2 separate regions of the Homo sapiens genome follow, and region 2 is linked to region 1. Evidence: read pairs that join two places in POLR2A ChIA-PET (ENCODE). Cell type or tissue: HepG2. All regions are shown on one strand. Each heading gives the region's core, and the rest is flanking DNA. Links, peaks and the distances in the headings are about the cores only.

Region 1 (2,905 bases), core at 87-2,586:
ACAAAGCTCTCCATATATATTTCTTAGAACCAGAGTTCTTCAACAGATAGTGAAAGAAAGTAAAACATCTACATACCCTGGCAAGAAGGGAGTACAGATCTCCTGCCCACACCCTGTCTGCCACTTTCCTCATCCCTGAAAAAACCCAGTTTACTCCTTTCCTCCCTCTACCCCCTCCCACTCTCTCCACACCCCATGGTTGCTCTGGGTCCAGAATCCTAACTACTGATGAAAGAAAAATGGTTTAAGCACCCTCCTCTGCAAATGGAAATAAAACCACTTATTAATTAGAGAAGGGAAAGTAAAAAGATTTCATTCATTTTTCTCTTTAATATCCAAAAAGAGTCCTACATCACATCTGAGTACATTCTTCTCATGTCTGGTCAGTGAAGAATTTGCCCATGATGCAAAGAAAACACTATTTCCTTTAAAACTTTAATAAAAAGCTTCCTCTTTCAAAGTCATTGTTTTACTCTTTACAAAGGCTTACTTTACAATGGGCTTACAAATAGCCCATCAACCTGCATTCCTCCCTCCACCCTCCTCCCCACTCCCAACTCCAGTTCTCTCCAAATGGGACTCTGACTCACTGTAGACACAAGCAACTGGAAAACCTGGCCCAAGAAACATAACTACACCTAGGTGAGGCTGCAGGGCCCTATGGCAAGAGCCCTCCACCCACACTGTCTGGCCACCTCAAAGAAAACAGGGAGTGCCCTGAGCCCTCTGAGCTCAAGAATACAGGGGACATTTCTTACTTGTCCGTTCAAGCAAGACAACAGGCTGTTGCTGAAGTACCTAAGGAGATTCTCTCCTACTCACTTAGGATTGCATTTACAAACTCTATCCCTTCTGTTTAATTGCCTAAACGCATAAAAAATAGGGCCAGCTCAGAGCAGGAGGGTTTTACAGACCCTATACAATACACACCATAATAAGTGCTCACACGATCAGCAAGGACAAAGGGTAGGGAGCCTGAAGCCTTGTAATACCTCTAAGGTTGTTGAGTCCCTCCAGGAACTTCTGATACTTGTAAGCGTTCATGCCCGGCCCAGTTGAGTTGGTTCACTGGCTGAAAGTAGGCACCATGGCACAGTGACAGCTGAGAAGTGAAAGCATGCAAACCGAATGATCTCTACTCCCGCTTCTACTAGCCCCCAAGAACTGGACTTTGACCACATTTACAAGTGACGTCACCAGAGAAGCCTCATTACATTACAGCCTTTTGAGCGCCCTCATTTGTTCCAGTGAGCGGAAATACCTCCCCAGGAGAGGCCAGCCCCTCCTTTGTGCAAATGAGCTACGGGACCACAACCGCCCCTGCCTGTCATCTGCCACCTCATCTGCCACCTTCTCTCTAGACCCCAGCCCAGGCTCCACTGGGATTACTGCTCCTCTTGCTTAAACTCTAGGGAGAGAAGCTTAAATGCTTTTCAGGACACCAGTCAGGGGCTCATTTAACATTTGAGAACAAAATCTTTAAAGGGCCATGCTCACCACAAGAATATCACCACAACAGGAGCTCTTGAGCAAATATTACATGGCAATGAGACAAGTTTTACAAAATAAACAATACTCTGTACTCTCCTTACAGCAGTCATGTTTACGGACTGGAATACAGCCACACAACAGAGGAGGCACTGCATATCAAGGCAGTTCAAGGCAAGGGGAGGGAAGAAGCAGAAACTGTCAAGCTCATTCCCTAACTGTTGAAAGCACAACCATTCAGGGAGACAGGACCCTCTCCATGGATACCTAGAGAGAAAATGCAGCCCAGATATCACCCACATATCCCCAACTCCAGGACACTATTTCACTCTGATTTGTTTCGGGGTTGCTTTAATGTGTCAGTCACTACTGCAAATTTCTTTCTACTGCTGGCCTCAAAAAGATGACCATCCCAATAGTCACAGGTTCTTAGGATAAGCTACCCATATTATAACTAAAGGGGGAAAATCCTGAAATTTCCACAGCATCTTTGTTGTAAGGAACTCAAAATGGCTCATCTGCATTATTAGACTCATCTTTGAAAGTATCTTGTGAAAATAATTGCAACTTTTCATTATCAGATGAGAAAACAGACAGAAGTCCAGCCTGAGCAACATGGCAAAACCCCGTCTCTACAAAAACTCCAAAAAATTAGCTGGGTGTGGTGGTACGTTCCTGCAGTCCCAGCTACTTGGGGAGCTGAGGATGAAGGATCGCTTGAACCTGGGAAGTTGAGGCTGCAGTGAGCCAAGATCACACCACTGCACTCTAGCCTTGGTGACAAAGTGAGGCCCTGTCTCAAAAAAAGAAAAAGTAAATAGACAGAGGTTAAGTAATCTGCCCAAAAGTCACACATCATGCCAATGAGATAGCATGGCAAGAAGCTATGTTCCCCAAATCTGAGCTTGAAAAATTCTTGCTCATCTTACCACAAAAGCCTTGGCATATTAGAAATTCAGGAGCTGTCAATTGAGTCAGATCCCTGGAACAATCCCTCATATGGGAGATACACCCACCACACTGCCACCAAGATTTGAAGTTTTTCAGACAACCTGGCTCACAAGATGCCATTGGGTGACCTAGGGAAGAGTTCACAGCATACCAAATACACTGCTCTGCAAAACTCCCAATTACAGATTGGATGCAGGTGGAGAAACTGTGTAAGTAGCATTGTAAAAACAGAGAGAAAAGGGAGTATGCCCACCTAAAAAGATCAGGCTAAATAATTGTGACAGCTGCTAAGATAATGGAAAGGGGCTGGGTGTGGTGGCTCACACCTGTAATCCCAATACTTTGGGAGGGTAAGGTGGGCGGACTGCTTGAGCTCAGAAGTTTGAGACCTGCCTGGGCAATATAGTGAGACCTCATCTCTACAAAAACTAAAAATGTTAACTAGGTGTGCTGTCCCATGACTGTA
Region 2 (2,905 bases), core at 309-2,808, 56 kb before region 1:
CAGTCTGCTCAGAGGTGGACTCCGTAACCAACCAACTTCTGCTAAAAATACACTCTGGACTTTCAGCACTATGCAACATACCTTAAAAGTGGTTTCCTGATACAGGCAGAAGCATGAGCATGAATTCAGTCTCTATAAAAAAAGTTCTACACCCAAAGCTTGGGCTCTTAACTGCCAGTTACTGCAAGCTTAAGAAGTTCCCCAGGAAGTAGGGCACCCCAATCTATTCCACTGCACATTTTAACAAGCCTAAAGGTTGTAACACCACAAGGCTTCGAAGTCCATGCATTCCTATGAGTCAATGAGAGCAAGGGCTATTTGGGATCCTCAGGCCCGGACAAGCAAAAAAAAAAAAAACTTCACATACTAACCCATACAGCACATGCGACAAACCAGGTGGGCGTTGAACTCGTGTTCATCTTGGTAACTCGGCCACATGGCGCCCCTGTGTCTGCTGACCCCACCTAAAAGGAGGGGGTACCAAAGAACCTCCAGCTACTGGCCTGTGCACCCTTCGCAGCTCCTCAAAAAGGGCTGTGAGGTGTAGAGAGGAGACAGCAGAACAGAGAAGTGGCTCCACCCACCACTTCCTACTGACCTCCTTCTTCCCTTGAGGTCAGAGAGGAAGCTCCTCCCTAGGGCACTTCCAAAAACTGGGTCCATGTCTCAGGCATATAGCATGCTGCATGCTGTTCAAAAGTAGCACCAACTCTGTGTTTCCAGACCAATAGAGCGTACAGAGGGGAGAGCTCCATATGCAAAAGTCCAGTCAAGGTATGAAGTGAGTAAACCTGAGTAGGAAGAAACTGGTCTTTGAGTTACCCTCCATTTGCAGAGCAGAAGCTTGTAATGTGGTGAATCTTAGTTGCAGGAGAGCTGGTGAGCTAAGTGGTTTACTGCCAAGTCAGGAACAGTGCATCCATTGCCCAACAACTTGCTCCTCAGGTGTGCCTCTTCTCAGGCAGAAGTACATATAGTGTTAACCAAATGAGAAGGTCTCATGATGGGAGAGACTATAATGGAGCAAGCTCATACACTCACCGTCCACTGTGAACAGATCCCTAGATTCCAAAGAAAGTTTCCCTTCCCCGCACTTACAGCTGCCAAAAGGGAAGAGTCAGTAACTCCCCAGTGATTCCACCTACTTTACAGAGTAGCCCCACCTCAGCCAGCCTCGCCTCAGCCAGCCTCCCAGGTAGATTATCACAGCAAATTTTATCAGCTTCAAAAATACCGTTTGCTTGTTGCTCCATTCTTTCCCCTCACAGCCAGGAATGGCATTCCAAAGTCCCCTTCTTCTTCCCAGATCCTCCTACTCTGTCTTTACAGTCAGTGCACTTAACTCAGCTGTGCCAGAAATCCTTTCATCCATCAGTAGAAGGCTGCCTGCTTGTTTGTCCAACTTGTTTTCCGAGTCTTGGCTAATTGTACCAGACACTGGAATGTTGAAGAAACACAATGAAGGGCTTTTTCATTCAGCTGGCCCAGCCCTTCTATTGGTTCTTCACAGTTCTAACCCAACCAGGGGACAGAAAAGTCCAGCCTCTGTGGGTGTCAGGACAGACACTGCAGCCCTGCCCCACACCACTCAAAAAGGCCCCGCTGCAGATAAGGGCCTAATCACTGGCCCTCTGCTCTAGCTCCCTAAATAGAACGACTTCTTCAGGCTAATGCTGCTTTCAATCCTGTTCCTGAAGGCAGGGAGGGAGGAGGGGCAGCACCTAGGAAAGCAAGTTTCCAGAGATTAGCCCAAACGACTACAAATGAAAAAAAGTAAATGCAAGCTTTCCTAGCAGACCATTCAGTTTAAACAAGCCCTATGACCTGCCTCAGTTGCTTGACAACTTCACTCCCAAGTGGGTATCCCTCCCACCTACAAACTGCTAATAATCCTGTTACTGCTTACTAATAAAGGTTCTCACAGCTGACTTTATCCCGCCTAGACTAAGCTCTCAGTCACCCTGATAACCTGTGACAACTGTACTCAGTTTGTCCCTCTTATAAGACTCTTTTTAGCCTTGGAGATGAAGGGTCCTCCTAGAATTTGCCTCGTACTGGGAAAAGGAATGCATAAGAAATAGGGAAGAGAGAAAAAAAGGAATGAACATTTCCTGACTCATATCTAGTAACCTCTTCCTTTATCAGATTTAAATTCCCTGAGTGAGACTGAGTGCAGTGGCTCACGCCTGTAATCCTAGCACTTTAGGAGGCCAAGGCGGGTAAACTGCCTGAGCTCAGGAGTTCGAGACCACCCTGGGGCCAACACGGTAAAACCCCGACTCTAACTAAAATACAAAAAAAATTAGCTGGGCGTGGTGGCACATGCCTGTAATCCCAGCTACTTGAGAGGCTGAGGCAGGAGAACTGCTTGAACCCGGGAGGTAGAAGTTGCAGTGAGCCGAGATTGTGCCACTGCACTCCAGCCTGGGCCACAGAGCGAGACTCTCTCAAAAATAAAAAATAAAAAAATAAATTATCTGAGTGTAGGGACTCTTTTGTCTCCATAACCCCATCTCTATCACATTTAGAAGGTACTCAATAACCTAAGCTAAAATTAACTGAACATTTACTATAACTGTTAGTTCACAGTTAATGTGCTAAAAACTTTAAATATCATTTCATTTAATCCCAACAATTCTCCAAGAAAGATATTATCATTTCCATTTTAGAGATAAAAATTCTAGGACTTTAAAAGGTTAAATAACTTGACCAAGATTACATGTCCATTTGTCCAGCTCCAAAGCTGTGCTCCCTGTTATACCCTGCTGTCTCTGAGAAGGACCTAAACCAGAATAAACAAACAAAGGCATAGGAGTTGTATATGTAAGAAGGTGAAATATTCTTGGGAAGGGTAACAAATAAAAACATTTAACTCGGCCAGGCACAGTGGCTTACGCCTATAATG

Evidence for each region. Peaks named below come from ENCODE experiments on the same cell type or tissue, not always from the same donor. Only the 100,000 strongest peaks of a DNase experiment are listed, where the experiment ranks them.
Region 2: POLR2A ChIA-PET joins it to region 1 with 11 read pairs; 8 of 35 experiments call an interaction of 5 or more read pairs at or near these places.

What each region holds. Positions count from the first base shown.
Region 1 is chr1:39,157,108-39,160,012 of GRCh38, reverse strand. It overlaps a transcript of MACF1 not described here. Among named protein-coding and RNA genes, the nearest start is that of MACF1, 46 kb to the left of the region's middle. In HepG2, for the core only: no CTCF peak of the experiment used is centred there; DNase peaks (open chromatin) are centred at 582, 1,202 and 1,562; H3K4me3 peaks cover 2,004 bases.
Region 2 is chr1:39,212,896-39,215,800 of GRCh38, reverse strand. The region is part of intron 1 of MACF1 (microtubule actin crosslinking factor 1); the gene reads right to left. Among named protein-coding and RNA genes, the nearest start is that of MACF1, 9.7 kb to the right of the region's middle. RefSeq lists enhancers at 794-903, 1,282-2,000. In HepG2, for the core only: no CTCF peak of the experiment used is centred there; DNase peaks (open chromatin) are centred at 310 and 1,410; H3K4me3 peaks cover 1,861 bases.